Linked DNA regions of Homo sapiens: region 1 is linked to region 2. A link is an interaction called in ENCODE POLR2A ChIA-PET data of the cell type or tissue named here. Cell type or tissue: MCF 10A. All regions are shown on one strand. Links, peaks and the distances in the headings refer to the core of each region. The heading gives the core; the rest is flanking DNA.

Region 1 (8,334 bases), core at 74-8,073, 130 kb before region 2:
TATTTCTGGTCTTCTATGGAACATGCCATATTTTATAGGCAAATATTAATGCATAGGCCTTACACATTAAAGGTCATCTCATCTTTTCATAACATCGTACATAATAAATATCAAGAATTTATTCTGGCTCCAAAATAATACAGGAAGTTTTAAGACAAGAAACATCTTAAACTTGTTTACCTTCATGTATGCCTCATATTTGCAAAACATGGTAGTTAAAAAAAAAACAGGAAATGAACAATTAAAAAAACCACTGAATATTTTATAATATTAATAAAGCTTAAGGCTCCTCCTGGGCTACTTTTCTACTTATGAAGGATGGAAAAGCAAATCCTCTAGACAAAAATGCAAGGCTCTGAAGATTTTTTTTTCTTTTTTCTTTTTAAATAATAGAAACAGCTTAAATGGAACTTGGGGAGGGTAGGGCTTAATGAGTTTAACCATGAGAGTTTAGAGTCTTTCATGGCGCTTTGAAGCTTCTTAAATAGTTCAGGGACATAATCCTAGAAAGGGTGATTTTGTTACTATTGTCACATGCAACCCACAAGTGGAGCAGGAGAGATAACCTTACTTTATTGCCCTCTTAAAATATTCTGCTTTGGGAATTATTTTTATTCGCTGTGAGTTGTGAAGCTGGGGCTGAGGTCATCACTTGCCTTTGCCTTCCATGAGCATACAGATGTCACCCATGTGTTGACAACCAGGTTAACTCCCACTCAGATCCTATTCTACCCCAGAAGATGCTTAGAATCTGTCATCCATCCTTTATGCCTCTTGTCATCTAGATTCCTTGTGGGAACTCTCCAGCTTTTTCTTTGTACTGAGGATTAGGTATAAATACAATAAATATGCTTCAACATTTCAATCATTTTAGACACCGGGGAGGTAGGAGAGACGGGGAAAATGATCTCAGATAAGACTATGAATTTGTAAGCTGCCATAGAGCTGTGCTGTTCAATATGGTATCCATATGTGGCTATTTAAATTTAACAAAATAAAAGATCCAGTTCCCAATAGTACCAGTTGCATTTCAAGTGCTCAACAGCCACGTGAGGCTAGTGGCTCCCAATATGGACGGTGCAATACAGAACATGTCCATCATCACACAAAATTTACATTAGATGTGTGGAATGGGAGAGTCTGAGTGTTTTCTCCATCATCCCAGCCAAGTTTTCTTTTATTTACTCCAGGATCAGTACTATGATTTCCTATACCATCACATTTTTTGCAAATTAAAGCAATTTATTCTTAAATTCTAAAAGCAGATAATAGTGATGGTTGCACAGCTTTGTGAATATACTAAAAACCTCTGAGTTGTACATTTATTTATTTATTTTAGAGACAGGGTCTTGCTCTATTGCCCAGACTGGAGTGTAGTGGCACAGTCATAGCTCACCATAGCCTCAAACTCCTGGGCTCAAGCAATCCTCCCACCTTAGCCTCCCAAGTTGCTGCGACTATAGACACATGTCACCACACCCGGGGAATATTTTTTAATTTTTAAAAACTTTTGTAGAAACAGGGTCTCACTCTGTTGCCCAGGCTGGAGCACAGTGGTTCAATCATAGCTCACTGAAGCATCAAACTCCTGGGCTCCCAAAGCATTGGGATTACAGGCATGAACCACTGCACCTAGCCGAGTTTTACATTTTAGAAGAGTAAACTTCATTGTATGTGAGTTATATCCCAAGTTAAGAAAATAAAGCCTAATTAGTCAAATATCAAGTAATAATTTTATAACCACCTTGTCAGGTATTGTACAGAGCAGCCCAAATGGTCTTATTCAAATGAAAATCAAGAATCAATTCATTTCTGAAAACAATCTCCATCCTCCAATGGCTCCCAATCACACTCAGAATAAAGTCCCAAAGCACAGCCATGGTCAAGGACTGAGATCTGACCTCTGCTCCTCTCTCCTACCTCCCTGCCTCTCCTTTTTTATGTTCCAGCCACTCTGGCCGTTGCTTACTGCCTCTTACTCGAGCATGTCTTGCACATTCCAGCCTCCTGAGCTTTGTCCTAAGCACACTCTCCTCCTGGTTGGCTCCTTCGCATCTCTGAGATTCCATCTCCCCTACACATCTCCGTTCAGAGATGCCTTCTCAAGCCCTCACCTCCCTGGCTCCACATCATAACCCTGTTCTATCTTCTTCATAGCTTGTAGCCCATCTGAAATTCTCTTAAACTTTTTTTTTTTTTAAAGAGATTGGAGTGGTGGGGGGTCTCACTATGTTGTCCAGGCTGGTCTTGAACTCTTGGGGTCAAGCAATCCTCCCGCCTTGGCCTCCCAAGTAGCTGGGATTACAGATGTATGCCACCATGACCAGCCTAATTCTCTTACTCTTGTACCTGTTAGTTTTTTTCATCTAAACTAGACTTCAAGCTCCTTGAAGGCAAGGACGCTGGGCACCTTGTTCCTGCAGAATTCCTGGCATCAACACAATGGCTGTTGTTCTGCCCACCACGCAGTAAGCATTCAACAAATGCTTGTTGTCTGAAGAGACAGAGAAATAAAAGTGGAGCATGCCATTAGCACACATTCTGGTTAGAAAGTAGCCATCTACGGGTTCTTAATGACACCCAAGGAGCTTTGAAAAATACACATACCTGGACTCTACTCCAGGAGCCTGATTTACTAGATCTGGAGTGAGGTTCAAATTGGCCTGTTTTTTTTTTTTTTTTTAACAGCTCCACTGTTTGGTCCAATTGCCTCATTTTCACAGAAGGGAATGAGGCTCACACTTGCCTGAGTTTTCAGCTAATCAAGCAGAAGCCTGCTTGTCAAGTCTAAGAAGCTCAGCTATCCAGGAACAAGTCTATGTGTGTTTCTGGTCCTCCATTACACTGTACCTGTGAAATCACTGTGGTTCACATTAAAGAAAATCTACTTTGACCCATAGGTCTGAAAGGGACTTTCATAACAGACCACTTCAGAATTTATCACAAGATAGAGTCAAGTTATTTATCTCTGAACTCACTCCTTCCTCATCCAAGCTCTCCTATTATAGTATTGAGGTTTTCACCTTGGCAGAGAGTTGTAAGCACATTTCACCTTGCATGCTTTTCTCCAAGTCAAATCCAGACAGCAGATATAAAACACTGAACATCAGCAATGGGAACAGCATCTCTCAAGAGCCACCTGAGTCATATTTCCCGTTATCTTTTTGAGAAAGATAAACACCAGCAGGCTCTCCTCTCTTTATCTTCAGATGCTTGCAGGTTAGAGAGAAAATTTTCTGTTTGTATTGGCAAAAAAAATCATGAAGTAAAAATGCTTAAATTTTTGAAGGATTCAAAAGGACCTCCTTGCTAGAGAGGAAAATTAAATGGTAATTGTTAACAAAAGTAAAAGATTACAAAATGCATCTACACTTTTGGAAATAAACCAAATGTTCTCTAGCACGCTTATCAAAAGAGGCAGGTCAGTACTATTGTTAAAAACTTGGGTTTCAATCCTTGCTTTACTATTCACTAGCTGTGTGGCCCTGGACAAGTGAGTTAATCTCACTGTGCCTCCGTTTCCTCAACTATATAACATAAAATACAGTTGACCCTTGAACAATGCACGGGTTAGGGGTGCTGACCCCTGTGCAGTCAAAAATTTGCATATAACATTTGGTTCCCTAAAAGCTTGACTACTAATAGCCTACTGTTAACTGGAAGCCTTACTTATAACATAAACAGTCAATCAACATATATTTTATATGTTCTATGCATTATATACTGTATTCTTATAATAAAGTAATCTAGAGAAAAGAAAATGTTATTAAGCAAATCATAAGGAAAATATATTTAATATTGATTAAGTGAAAGTAGATCATCACATTTTTTTTTTCCTTGTCTTCATGTTGAGTAGGCTGAGGAGAAGGAGGAAAAGGAGGGGTTGGTTTTGCTGTCTTAGGGGTGGCAGAGGTGGAAGAAAATCTGTCATTGACATTTTGCTGGGCTGAGCTGGTTGCCTCCTGTTGTTGTGGAGGTGGCTCACTTCATCCCAACTTCTTGATACTTTCACTTCTGGAGGTCATATTTCTCTAAGATCTTCCAGAAAAGTCTTAACGCTGCCTTAGCCTTTTTTCCAGTCCAGCTCTTAAATTTTTTACTTCTCTTCCCCAGTAATAACATGAGTGTGAATCCAGCTTGTCCCCAAACCTGCCTGGCTTCAAAGCATCTGATTGTAAAGAATCTTCACCTATGCCTGTCATTTGTGGGCCTGAAGAAACTATCCATCCTTGCAAATGTCTCCTGCTGAGATGCCTCACACTGCGACTGTCTCTCCTCTTCCTTCCTCCATGGATCTGAGGATAGTCCTGATTCTCCTACCAGTCCCAAAGGCAAACAACCCACTGCTGCAGAGAATAGCGCCACAAAAGAAGGAAGACAAGGTCCCAGTCAAGAAACAGAAGACCAGAACTGTGTTCTCTTCCACCCAGCTGTGTGTACTCAATGATAGATTTCAGAGACAGAAATACCTCAGCCTTCAACAGATGCAAGAACTTTCCAATATCCTGAACCTTAGCTACAAACAGGTGAAGACCTGGTTCCAGAACCAGAGAATGAAATCTAAGAGGTGGCAGAAAAACAACTGGCCGCAGAATAGCAATGGTGTGACTCAGGCCTCAGCACCTACCTACCCCAGCCTCTACTCTTCTTACCACCAGGAATGCCTGGTGAACACGACTGGAAACCTTCCAATGTGGAGCAACCAGACCTGGAGCAATTCAAGCTGCAGCAACCACAGCCTGAACATCCAGTCCTGGAGCAACTACTCCTGGAACACTCAGACCTGGTGCACCCAGTTCTGGAACAATCAGGCCTGGAACAGTCCCTTCTATAACTGTGGAGAGGAATCTCTACAGTCCTGCATGTAGTTCCAGCCAAATTCTCCTGCCAGTTTGCCTTGGAAACTGCTGGGGAAAGCCATAACGTAATAAAGCAGACAACTAGGTATTTTAGTACTCCACAAACCATGGATTTATTCCTAAACTACTCCATGAACATACAACTTGAAGATCTGTGAAGGAGAGTGAAATTGATATTACTCAATTTGACTCTGGGCACTGGCTGAATCCTTCCTCTCCCCTCCTCCCCTCCCTCATAGGATTTTTCTTTTTTGGAAACCACATGTTCTGGTTTCCATTATGCCTATCCAGTCAATATGATGGAGGGTGGGGTATGGTTGAAGCCTAATCAGAGAGGTTTCTTTCTTTTTTCCTATTGGATCTTCCTGGAGAAAAGACATTTTAATAACCTTGGCTGCTAAGGACAACATGATAGAAGCTGTCTCTGGCTATAGATAAGTAGATCTAATACAGTTTGGATATCTTTAGGGTTTAGAATCTAACCTCAAGAATAAGAAATAAAAGTACAAATTGATGTGAAAAAAAAAGAAAATCTATTATTAGTGATCCCAAACAGTTCAAATCCATGTTGCTCAAGAGTCAACTGTACTTACTTTACAGAGCTGTGAAAATTAAATGCATCGATGCATGAGAAGCATTTAGACAGTGCCTGACATACAGAAAGTGCTGAGTAAATAAAAGTTCTTGTTGATAATAATAATGATGATTACTCCACCCATCAGCATTAAACAACTGCTAGGCCATGAGTTTCCATGTATCTCTGCTACCATGCTCAGCAAACATGAAAAAATATTTTTGAATTTATAGATCTTTTCCCTTCTCTTCCTTCCTTTGATTAAGAGTTTGATATTTATCTTCCTTTACTTTTAGTCCCCTTGCATTGCCATCAATCTATAAACCGAGGCACAAAGCTGCGGGGAGCCTGTGGTCAGTGGGAAAGTCTAGCAAGTGGCAGATAAAAGCAAGGCTAGCTGGAGATGGCTGTGCCTCACGACACAGCCCAGGGCTCAGCACATCAGCCCTTCAGACATCTGCTCTGCAGTTTCTCAGTCAGCCACACAGAGCGTGTAGGGTTTAGGTGCCTTGGGCACATCAAAATAATTCTGTACACACTTATGAGACCAGACAAAGAGGCAACTGGAGTGTCTCATGTGTGGTCACATACTTTCTAAATGATTAATATGACTTTCAAAGTATTCGCCATCAATGGGGTGAGAAGTTGATTACATCCACCTGCCCTTTTTTAGGTCACATGAAGAAACTAAGCTAATCATTTTACAGAGCACTTTTTTCCCTTTAAAATATCCCTCCAGATGATTGATTTCATAGGAACTTTGAAAATTGTTTCTGGAAAGTTTGGTTTTAGTGGGGAGTTTTGTTTGGTTAAATCTCTGATTGCAGTTTTTTTTTTTTTTTTCTCTTTTTGTATGGTTTTTATTCATTTGCTACTTTTCATTAAAAGCAAAGAAATGGGGGAAGGGAATGTTGGAATTCCAGTTAATTAAGACAATAAAAATGCATTATACATTTGGTCAAAATACATTTTCTATATTATGAAGGAAATTCACAAAGAGGTTGTTGTTTATAAATCAATATGAAGTAAACATTAAATAGTTAAAAAAAAGATGCAGAAAATAAAAAGAAACCCATTACCCTATTCATCCAGAGAGCTCTTGGAACTAAAGAAATGCTTTCATCAGAGTTCGAGTTCTAGGATGCATGGGAAAGCCAGTGAGAAAAGTGAGGCTCTCTTCCTGTCTTTCTCTCAAACATGGCAAAGGTTTGGTACCAACCCCCTTTTCAAACCCCAGGATTTGGTCTGGGAGTGGGAGGGAAGATGTGGCATCCGAGGTAGAACCTCCCCTCCAGGTTCCCATTAGGTCGTCTGCCAGCTGTGTCTCTCTCAATGCACGTTTTTGTTTAACAGAATGCACCATCAGTAAGCAATTCGATTCACACCTGAATCACTGAAGTTGCGGATCCTGGATGAAACCCATCTTACTGCTTTTGGAGGTGGAGTCTGTCCACCTACCTGAGGGTAACAATTGTTTCATCCTCAGCTATGTCCAGTTGATTTCTGCAATGATATCCATAGAAACTAAAAATATCTGTAGAAAATGATAGCCTATAACTAATTGATGGAAGGAAAGATAAAAGAAGAGAAAGATGATTATTTGGAAAATTTCCACAAATGGCTATGCTGCTGCTAAAAGGAGCTTCAACAATGTTAATATTAAAGCCATTAGTCCCAGGAAGGGCAGACTCTTTAAGCTGCTTGGTGCAAATGAGAAGATGGATGTTACTCAGGCAATGGCTGATGTCACCTCCATCTGCCAGGCATGGTCTGCTAGTAAATAACGTGGGGTGCTGGAACAGTTAGTGAGTGCTTTCTTCGTCTCAGAGGAGGCAGAAATGTTTGATGCTGCAGGACAGAACACAGTCTATATTTCATATTCTAGTTTCTCTTAAGTGGATGATTCCTTTTAGATTGAAGCACATGAAATTGACAATATTTGATTATTGTTGATACACAAAAATGTCAATTTCTTATGGTTCAGCTCATAAATATAAATATAGAGGTTTTCCATTTTAAAAGACAAATTCTGCCACCTCAAACCCGTGTCTGAACTTGGAGAGATGCTCATTCCCATACTTGCTAGCAGGGCCAATGGACCAAGGTGACCTCACAGATCAGAAGTCACAAACAAGCACCCTGCACATGGAATTATGACCCACAGATCTACATTCCCCTTGGTACACACATAACTGGCTTTTAGAAAATTAGTTGCCAGAATTTTAAAACTCCCCAGATTTCATACTGCTCTTGAAAATCAGCTTGGCAGCAGTGTGCATTCCCACAGTCCTTGTGATAAGAATTGGCTAACATGGTGAAACCCCATCTCTACTAGAAATACAAAAAATTAGCAGGGCGTGGTGGCAGGTGCCTATAGTCCCAGCTACTTGGGAGGCTGAGGCAGGAGAATCACTTGAACTTGGGAGGCAGAGGTTGCAGTGAGTTGAGATCGCACCACTGCACTCCAGCCTGGGTGACAGAGCGAGACTCCGTCTCAAAAAAAAAAAAAAAAATTGGCTGACCTGAGTAAAGGCTGCATCCTTAGGATGGGGCACGTGTTCTCCAAGTTCTTCAAAGTTGTAAACCTGACCATTTTTGTTTTTCACCTGGCCCAGGTGGGCTTTTCAGTCCTAGGTTAACTAAATGAATTTGTGTTTGTGTGTCCTCACCCAAAATGCCAAAGCCTGCAATCAAAATGTCAAAAAGTGGATGATGTTCTGACCAGTTAACTGTGAGCTCTTTTCCCTTCTCCAAATAGCAGCCCCACCCTCAATGTCTTAGAGAAGGTTCATTTGGTTTCAACGACCAGATGGGTAGAAAGGGAGAGAGACAAGACAGAACGCACAGTGGGAAGGCAGCATCTGTAGTCATCTCGCAAACAAGAACATGTTTTCGGAATCT
Region 2 (8,334 bases), core at 245-8,244:
GCAATGGTGCGATCTTGGCTCACTGCAACCTCCCCCTCCCGGGTTCAAGGGATTCTCCTGCCTCAGTTTCCCAAGTAGCTGGGATTACAGGCGCCCATCACCACCCCTGGCTAATTTTTGTATTTTTTCTTAGAGACGGAGTTTCACCACATTGGCCAGGCTGGTCTCGAACTCCCGATCTCAAGTGATCCACCCGCCTCAGCCTCCTAAAGTGCTGGGATTATGGATTTGTGCCACTGTACCCAGCCTATATAATATTTTTAATATTATATTAATTTATATATGCATCGCATGAGGTCAGGTGTAGAATTTTTTCACTTGTGGCATCATGTTGGTGCTCAAAAAGTTTTGGATTTTAGATGTTTAAATTAGGGATGCTCAACTTATGCCGAGTTCCTTGTTTCTGATCCCTTTCAATACATCTTTCTCTAAAGTGGAACTCTAATTCCTACATGAATGACCAGGCTTTACTACTTAAACCTTCAGGTGACACTGGCACTGGCCTGACAGTCTGTTAAGGCAGGTGTCTATGGCCTGTGTCACACAAACTCACACTCTTTAGCAATGTCACGCCTCCTCCCTGTACCTACAGAAGCCCCACATGGCATTTTTAAGAGTCCTAAAAATGAATGATTGACTCTAGGATATAAAATAATTGATTTGGGCTCCTCTGAAAAACCTATCCAAACTCAGACAGTAAATTTTACTATGGTTAACCAAATTCTCGCAATTGTTTATGACTCCATCAACAGGATGTGTTATTGACAAAAGCTGTACTGGACCTCTCAAAGAGAGTTCAGTATTATCTAAATGACCATGAGCTATAGAAGAAATGCCTGTAGTCATTAAATTCTTTGAGAATGCTATCTTACACTAGTTAGGAGCTGTAAGATATTACTGCTTTTGGTTTCACTTTAACCAAATCTGTGACTTTGTGGTAGCTCCATGGTCCTCAACCAGAGACATTTTTGGTTGTCACAACTGGGGAGAGGTGTTACTGAGATCAAGTGTGTAGAGGCCAGAGATGCTGCTAAACATTGAACAATGCCCAGAACAGCCCCACATCAAAGACTTATCCAGCTCCAAATGTCAATTATGCTGAGCTTGAGAAAGCCCAGTGTCATCCTACACTCTGTTCCTCAAGTCTGTCATTCAATGGTGAGAATGCATAATAAAGTGAAGCTTCAAAATCTTAAGTGTTTTGCCCATATGCACACCATATTCAAACATACAGACCTTCAGAACTATTTTTAGTCACTTGGTATGGAGGCCACACTAGCCCTCCTGTTCATGTGCTTCTCTTCTCCCAGATACTCTGTTTTAAATATGTCCTACATCAGCATTACGTCTCATCTCAGCACACAGCTACTCAAGGCTTAAAGCACAAGAACCCAGTTTAACACTGCATAAATGAGCATTTTCAGGCTTTTCCCAATCATACAACTAAATGAGGGAAAGAGGACAGAAAGCCACTTCCTATAGTTAGGTTAGTGTCACTTTGTAATATTCCAAGGCCAGACTAAGGCCTTCTCAGGATGTCCCCTCAACCCACCCTCTCTGATCACCACCCCATCACTAAGTGAAATGCTTAAAAAATTGAAAGAATGTTATTACCCCAAGTAATAATTACAAAATTAAAAACTAGGAAATGGAAAATAGTGGGTTTTAATGAGCTTCACTTAAAGCCCTTCAAACTGAAGACATCACATTCACTATTAGCATGGAGTAAAACATTTATTTTCAAATGTCATAGAAACAATATTTATAAGTCCTCTTCTCCACCTCTTGTGTGGTGATTTACTGATTTCTCTCTTTCTTTCCTTCTTTTTCTTCAGCTTGCTTCCCATCCAGTCATCCTTTTTCACAAACATTCCCTGGGGCATCTTGCTGTCTTCTGCAGAGAAACTGAAAAAAAAGTAGGAACATTCCCAGCTGTGGGAATCCAGAACATTCCAAAGTCATCTTTTCTTTTGTTGAGGGGGAAGGTGGGTTCCCTGCTCATAGGGTGAGGCCCAACCTGGAGAAATCGGGGGACAGACTTTCTGGTTAGGAGTATCTGAACACCACCCCTCAGTTGGTCCTCAAGCCCACCACTCCTGTCACCTACCCAGTGCTTCTTAAGCCTTATTTCTTGCTACCCGGTCCAGTTGATCTTCTGTTTTCATTAAATCAAGAGGACCTGTCCCATGTTACCCCTGGAGTTTCAGCTCTCTACATGTGTACGTTAAAAGTTTAAGTGGACGAAGCCAGTGAGGGAGCCCAGGAACTCGGTTTAAGCCGCACTTTGACAGTCTGTGAATCTGTTTGACAACTTTCTCCCCTCTCTGCCTCTGTGAACGCCTGTGCACCAACGAAATAGCCACCTAGATCCGCTGTGGTCAGCGTCAGGAAAACAGCAAGACCCAGCTATGAATCTGTTGTCTTCGTCCTCCTTTAAATCTCAGCAATATTTCAGAGAGAGAGAGAGGGAGAAAAAAAATACTGTTCAGCTCAAAAATTTCCTCTAAATGATACAAGGAAAACGCCGCCGTTCCGTTTGTACCCTAGATGTGGGCTGCAGGGCTGCCTGGGCTCTGCTAACAAAAGCACAAAGCGTGAATGGCCTGGTGATGGCTGTTTTTTCGCCCATGGACGGAGAGATGAGATCACGATTTTCACGAAGAGAAGAAACCGCCGCTGCCAGGCGGTTGAGGCTGCCGTTTCCCCTCCCCGCGCGGGTCCCGCATTACATCACTGGTGAGCTCTGGCTTGGGGGTGGGTGGGTGAAAACGAGGCTTCGCCAGGGACCCAGCCCCCGGGCGAGGAGGATAAACAGAAACACACTGGTGGGGAGGTCGTGTCGAGGAAGAGAAAGAAGGAAAACTCAGGAACCGGTTTCCTGCCACCACCCCGCGTAGGGGGCGGGGGACTGCTGGGGTAAAAGGCAACATCTTTATAAGCAGCCGCACCCCAAATCTCCTTCCCGAGCGCCTCCAGGCCGCCCTCAACTCCCAATTTCAAGTCCAACAAAAACCGATATCCTAAGCTGCTGGGAAAGCTGCGTTGAGAAGGCCGAGGGGGACTGCAGAGGAGCCCAGGGACGGGGAGGGACCGTGGTGCACGCGCCGGGGGCGGGGGACGGGGAGGCGGGAGGGGGAGGCGGTCGCTGCTGCGCCCCCGCCTGGCCCAGCCAGCGGTGCCTCCCCCGCCAGGCGACAGCAGTCAGAGGGGGGAGGCAGAAGCGCCTCCTCCCCGCCCGGAGCCCAGGCGGCGGTGCAGGGGGAGGAAGGCACCTCACCTTGCCCCCGATGAGGGGCGGATCATGCCATGGCAGCGCCGGCGAGCGACAGCGGCGGCAGCCAGCAGAGCCCAAGCAGCAGCCCCGGGAGCCGGGAGGGAGCTGGGGTCGCCGCGAAGGGAGCCCCGGACTGCGGAGACGCAGGAGCCCGGGACGCAGCGGAGACGGTCTCCGGCCTCCCTCCGCTTGAGGACTACGAGTGCAAAATCTGCTACAACTACTTCGACGCGGACCGGCGCGCGCCCAAGCTGCTGGCGTGCTTGCACACCTTCTGCCAGGAGTGCCTGAGCCAGCTGCAGCTCCGCGCCGCCGCCGCCGCCGCCGCTGCCGCCGCGCCTGAGCGCCCGCCGCGCCCGCCGCCCTGGCTCTGCCCGCCCGGCGCCATCGCGTGCCCGGTGTGCCGCCACCGCACGCCGCTGCCCGACAGCCGCGTGCACGGCCTGCCCAACAACACCAAGCTAGCCGAGGCCTTCCCGCTGGCTTTGCGCGCAGCGCACGACCCGCTGCCCCAGGACCGCCTCCCGCCGCTGCCCGCGCGCCTGCCCGCGCCCGCTGCTGCCCCGCCGCCCACCCCGGCCCCGCCACCGCCGCCCTCCCCCGCCCCACCGCAGCCGCCGCCGCCGCCGCCTGCCGAGGACGCGGCCCCCGGGCCTCGAGCCCGCCCCGGCCTGCGCGCCCCGGGCGCCTACGACAGCTGCCAGAACTGCAAGCGCGCGGCGCTCACCGCTGGCTGCGTGTGCGTGGTCTTCTCCTTCCTCTCCATGGTGGTGCTGCTCTTCACCGGCCTCATCTTCGTCAACCACTACGGCGGCGGGGGAACCCCCGGAGGCGGGGCGCCCCCTGGCGAGGCACCGGCCACCGGGTCGCCCTCGCCCTCGCCCGTGGGGCCCATCTGCCTGTCGGTGGCCAGCATCCTGGCACTCTTCTCGGTCGTTGTCACCTGGGTCATCTGCTGGCTCAAGTATCGGCCCGAGGGTGCGGCCGCGGGCTCGACGGGGGGCAGCGGCGGCGGCGGCGGCCCGAGGGCACGGGCTGCGGCGGGCGGCGCGCGGAGGAGCGACACATAGCCGGGCCACGCCGCGGAACCGGCGCCTGCACCTCCAGCCCCGCGTGGCGGGAGAAGAGGGGGCCTCTGGCTCGGTGCGCTCGAGCTTCTGCACCCTCTCCCTGCTGCCCCCGGGCTCTCCTGGACTCACACTCTCTCCCAACTCGGCCACTGAGGAGCCTCGGTTTTCTGTCCCTCGGGCTTCTGTCGCCCCTCGCCCTTCGCGCTGGGCCAGAGAGGGAAACTGAACAGGAAGGGATGTTGGTGGGGGGGGGGGGTCTCTTTTGCCTGGACTGTGCAAAATTGACCTCCGCGTTATGCACCACCCTCGTCCTCGTCAGAATGTGCGGCCATCCCTCCCTAGAGCACAAAGATCTGCAGAGACGAAGCAAGGGGAGGGGGAGCCCCACCGCCCCGCCTGAAAGCTGGTTTTCTGGCCGCCAGGACTTGAGAGTTTCTTTAAAGGTGCAGCTGCGCGCGTGCACACGTGCATCTGTGGCGGCTGTGAATGGACTTGAATTGCCCGGAGGAAGAATGAATGGGATGTAAACGTGAGAGGAAAAGGATTTCCTGCTTCCTAGCGGTCCTGGAAAGGGAGAGATCCTGAGCGCTGAGAGTGACGGACACTCCCCGCCGGCACAGCGCGGGCGTGCCCGGAGCTCAGGCAGCAGCTGGGCGCGATGGGGCAGGTGCACGGCGCGCGTGCGCGATCGGAGCCGACTCGGAGTGGCCGAGGCTGCGGCGCGCCCAGGGCGGTGGGCCCTGTTGCCCATGGCCGGGTGTTGTCTGGAGCAGAGCCTAGAAGTCTCATCTCCTGGAAGCTTGTGGTTGTTTTATTCACGGTGTTACTGCCAGGAAGTCTTCTGTAACTAGACTCAGGGAGCTTAAAGAGCCTGTTCTCCCTTCTCTCAAAAGTGGCTTACGGTTGCCCCCACCTGGAAGATATTGAAAGCTATTCACACAGAATATAAACTAGATTTTCTCCTTCCCCTCGCCTTTTTTTCTTAATTTCATTTAACATATAATTTATTTTTGAATATATAAATCTGGAAATTTTTGTGCATTAAGATTTCCAGAAAATTGTTTGATAAGCAGTGACATTATTCCCATACCTCGAGTCCAAATACATTTCGAAATTAGGAGCAGAAAATAAAAGCCTGTTGGTAATTGATTCAATATTTTATACTGTGAAATAACTAATGACTTTTAATTATCTGATAAAATATAAACTAGTGCCCAAACATGAAATCAACTAACTGAAGGTCTTTCTGCCTTTGGCTACAAAAGATATATATCGTATACACTTATTAGAAAGTATTATATGATTTTGAATTTAGCTGTTTGATATTGTTGGAATTACTGAAATGTTCACATACAGTCACATGAGATGAAAAAGAATATATATCTATCTGATTTTGTAACTACAAAGATGAATTGCCAGTATATGTTGCAAGTGGGTTAGATGCCTTTTTTTTTAAGAAGGAAAACTGTTCCAAATGTATTTTATATGAAAACATTCTTTATTCCATCTTTTGAAATTTGGAATAAGACAAAGTTTTCATGCTTAAAAATCACAGAATCTACTGAAGGTATGCTATTATTCCTCGAGTATTTATGCAAGCTGTCTGCATGATATCCTGACACTATTCTATTAATTGAACTTGAATCGAGCATTTGTATCTATCATAGGAGTGAAGTAATTTATTGGCCATTGATAAGTGGTTTGGCTGCAATGTAGAAACTACAGTATGAAGTGTTTTATGTCTGCATTGTCTTAATAATAAAAACAAGAGGTATTTATAGAAATATCTATTTTCATGACATTAATTTCATGGTAAAATTGCTCCATTATTTGTGTGGCACTTCTCTTCCTTAAATACATGTCCCCTTCTAAATCCAAATTTCACATTTTTAAATGGGGCTGAGAGAGAAATAACTCACACATGGAAATGTGCGTTGCTAAGATGGGCATTTAGTGGGATTATTTCTAGGAATAATGACCCTGGAAGGCCCAGTGAGATCTGTTGTATTCTGAAGAGAGAAGTAACTTACATATTTACTACCACAATGTCCACTAAAACTAAACTCTGTTGTCAGACTTTGTTCTTGCCTTCTATGAAATGTTTTTAGGTTTCTATTACTAAAAGTCACTTTTCAGAACTTAGTTTTAATTTATTTATACCCCCATGTCTTGTGTTTTACTTCTATATCCATTTTTACCTCTTATTCATTCTTTATTTACCTCCATTACTAAGATTCTGTTTGCACTAAAAACTGTTGAGTTGCACAAGTGCAGCTACACATGTATATATGTATGTATTAGGTTTATGTTTAAAGATATATTATGTATAAAATATATGCATACTGGTAACAACTTGGCTTTGTGGCTGTAACCATTGTACATGTGTACACACACATGAGTTTTTTATGTGTGCTAAACTGGCAACCTAGAAGTCTGTCTAAGGTTACTTTGGGCACCAGGTTTCTTTTTAGAGTTTATTTGTGCTCCAGAGAAGTATGCCAATAATGTAACCTAAAAGATTCCTCATAACTGAGAAATACATTCTTGAATCACCTCGATGGCAACAGAAGCCACATTTTGCTTCTATTATAGATTGCACGTGTAAATTTCATGTAATTGAAATTTGAGTTAGAATACTTTGAAGTCAAAGAGACACACTTAGCAGATCAGTATCTAAACATGGAGAGAGATTTTCTGTGGCTTACCATGCTTTATTGCTAATTTCTGATTTTGCCATCAGGAACTGAGTGGCAGGATGTGGTCATGGAAAATATCTGTCTGGTTTCTAGTGGTTATCTGGCATTCAGGTCTCTCTCCCCTCTCTCCATTCAGCAGATTGGGTTTAATCATTTATATTTACGTGGAAACACCTATACACCAGCACCTTAGACAAAGCAGGAGTTTAAGAAGTAATTGTTGAAATAGCAAGTAAGTTGTCTGGAGGATTCCTGGTGAAAGTGGTATTTTTTTTTCCCTTCCCATGGCAACTCTTCATCTTGGAAAAGCTTGATTCAATCCTGGACACCTCTACTACCAGTAGAGTCACTACAAAAAGCCAGGCCTGGTCTGGTCTCTGTACCTGCTTGGAAACTCCTGGTCCCCATGGGCCACATTCTGCCTAGGTTCTAGGGCTACAGGTTAGACTCATCATCATGCTTTCATAGGATCTACATTTCAGGTGAAAGAAACTCATGATGCAGGTGGCGAATTAAACATTCAGTCTCTGAATACAATATGATTTAGTGAACAACAGGCACATCTAGAAAGCACATTGGATTTGGGGTCAGTATCTGCAGGCAGGAGGTGTAAGCCTGAACATTGGTTCTCTCTTTAGTCGGAAAGACCGTTAAAAATCATTTAACCTCCTTTGAGTCTCAGGCTCCCCATCTATAAAATTAGGGGTGGGGAGTATCAGCGCCCCCTACCTCATGGAGTTGGTGTGAAGATTTGTACACATAAGAGGGTAAATTCATGAAAATTCTTTGGAAACTAAAGCCCTATATGGACCTTGCTTTTATTTAGGTCTCCAAGTGTCTAATATTACCTCCCCAGAGAGGTCTGCCCTGGCCACTCTATTCCCAGTGGGTATCTATCCCAGTTTTACTTTCTTAATGAGATTTACTTTGTATAATATGTGTTATACTGTTTGCAGTAGTCTTAGTTATCAGTTGCATTTTTCATCACTCTCCTGCAGAATGTAAAGACATAAACAGGAACTTTGTCTATCTGGTCATCCATTTGATCTGCAAAGCCTTAACCAGTTCTGGGCACATAGTGAGTGGCTGATAAATGTTCTGTTGAGTCTGCTGAAGGGACACTCTGGAATTAATCTTAAGTGACTTGGCTTTCCAGACTCACACTGACCATAACTCCTGAGATCCTGGGAGGCTTAGGTAAATAGTTTCCTTCCCTACTTCATAAGAATTTTTGAAAGGCAAAAAAAAAAAAATACTTATGGCAAGCACTTTGAGTTTTGAGAAAAATTAGCAC

What was found. ChIA-PET counts read pairs that join two places held together with the same protein. Peaks named below come from ENCODE experiments on the same cell type or tissue, not always from the same donor. Only the 100,000 strongest peaks of a DNase experiment are listed, where the experiment ranks them.
Region 1: POLR2A ChIA-PET joins it to region 2 with 11 read pairs; 2 of 35 experiments call an interaction of 5 or more read pairs at or near these places.

Annotation. Positions count from the first base shown.
Region 1 is chr2:222,449,083-222,457,416 of GRCh38, reverse strand. All of the region lies in intron 1 of SGPP2 (sphingosine-1-phosphate phosphatase 2), which reads right to left. It also overlaps the pseudogene NANOGP2. Among named protein-coding and RNA genes, the nearest start is that of SGPP2, 29 kb to the right of the region's middle. RefSeq lists an enhancer at 5,798-5,847. In MCF 10A, for the core only: no CTCF peak of the experiment used is centred there; a DNase peak (open chromatin) is centred at 4,696.
Region 2 is chr2:222,315,038-222,323,371 of GRCh38, reverse strand. RNF228 (ring finger protein 228) reads left to right here and starts at 3,217. Exons shown (of 1, transcript NM_001395871.1): 1 at 3,217-8,334. The coding sequence starts at 3,307. The coding sequence ends at 4,344. CT75 (cancer/testis associated transcript 75) reads right to left here and starts at 4,901. Exons shown (of 4, transcript NR_136642.1): 1 at 4,002-4,901. RefSeq lists silencers at 3,037-3,346, 3,987-4,316 and enhancers at 4,787-4,836, 4,613-5,208. In MCF 10A, for the core only: CTCF peaks have their summits at 4,136 (motif pointing left) and 5,254; DNase peaks (open chromatin) are centred at 4,971 and 5,221.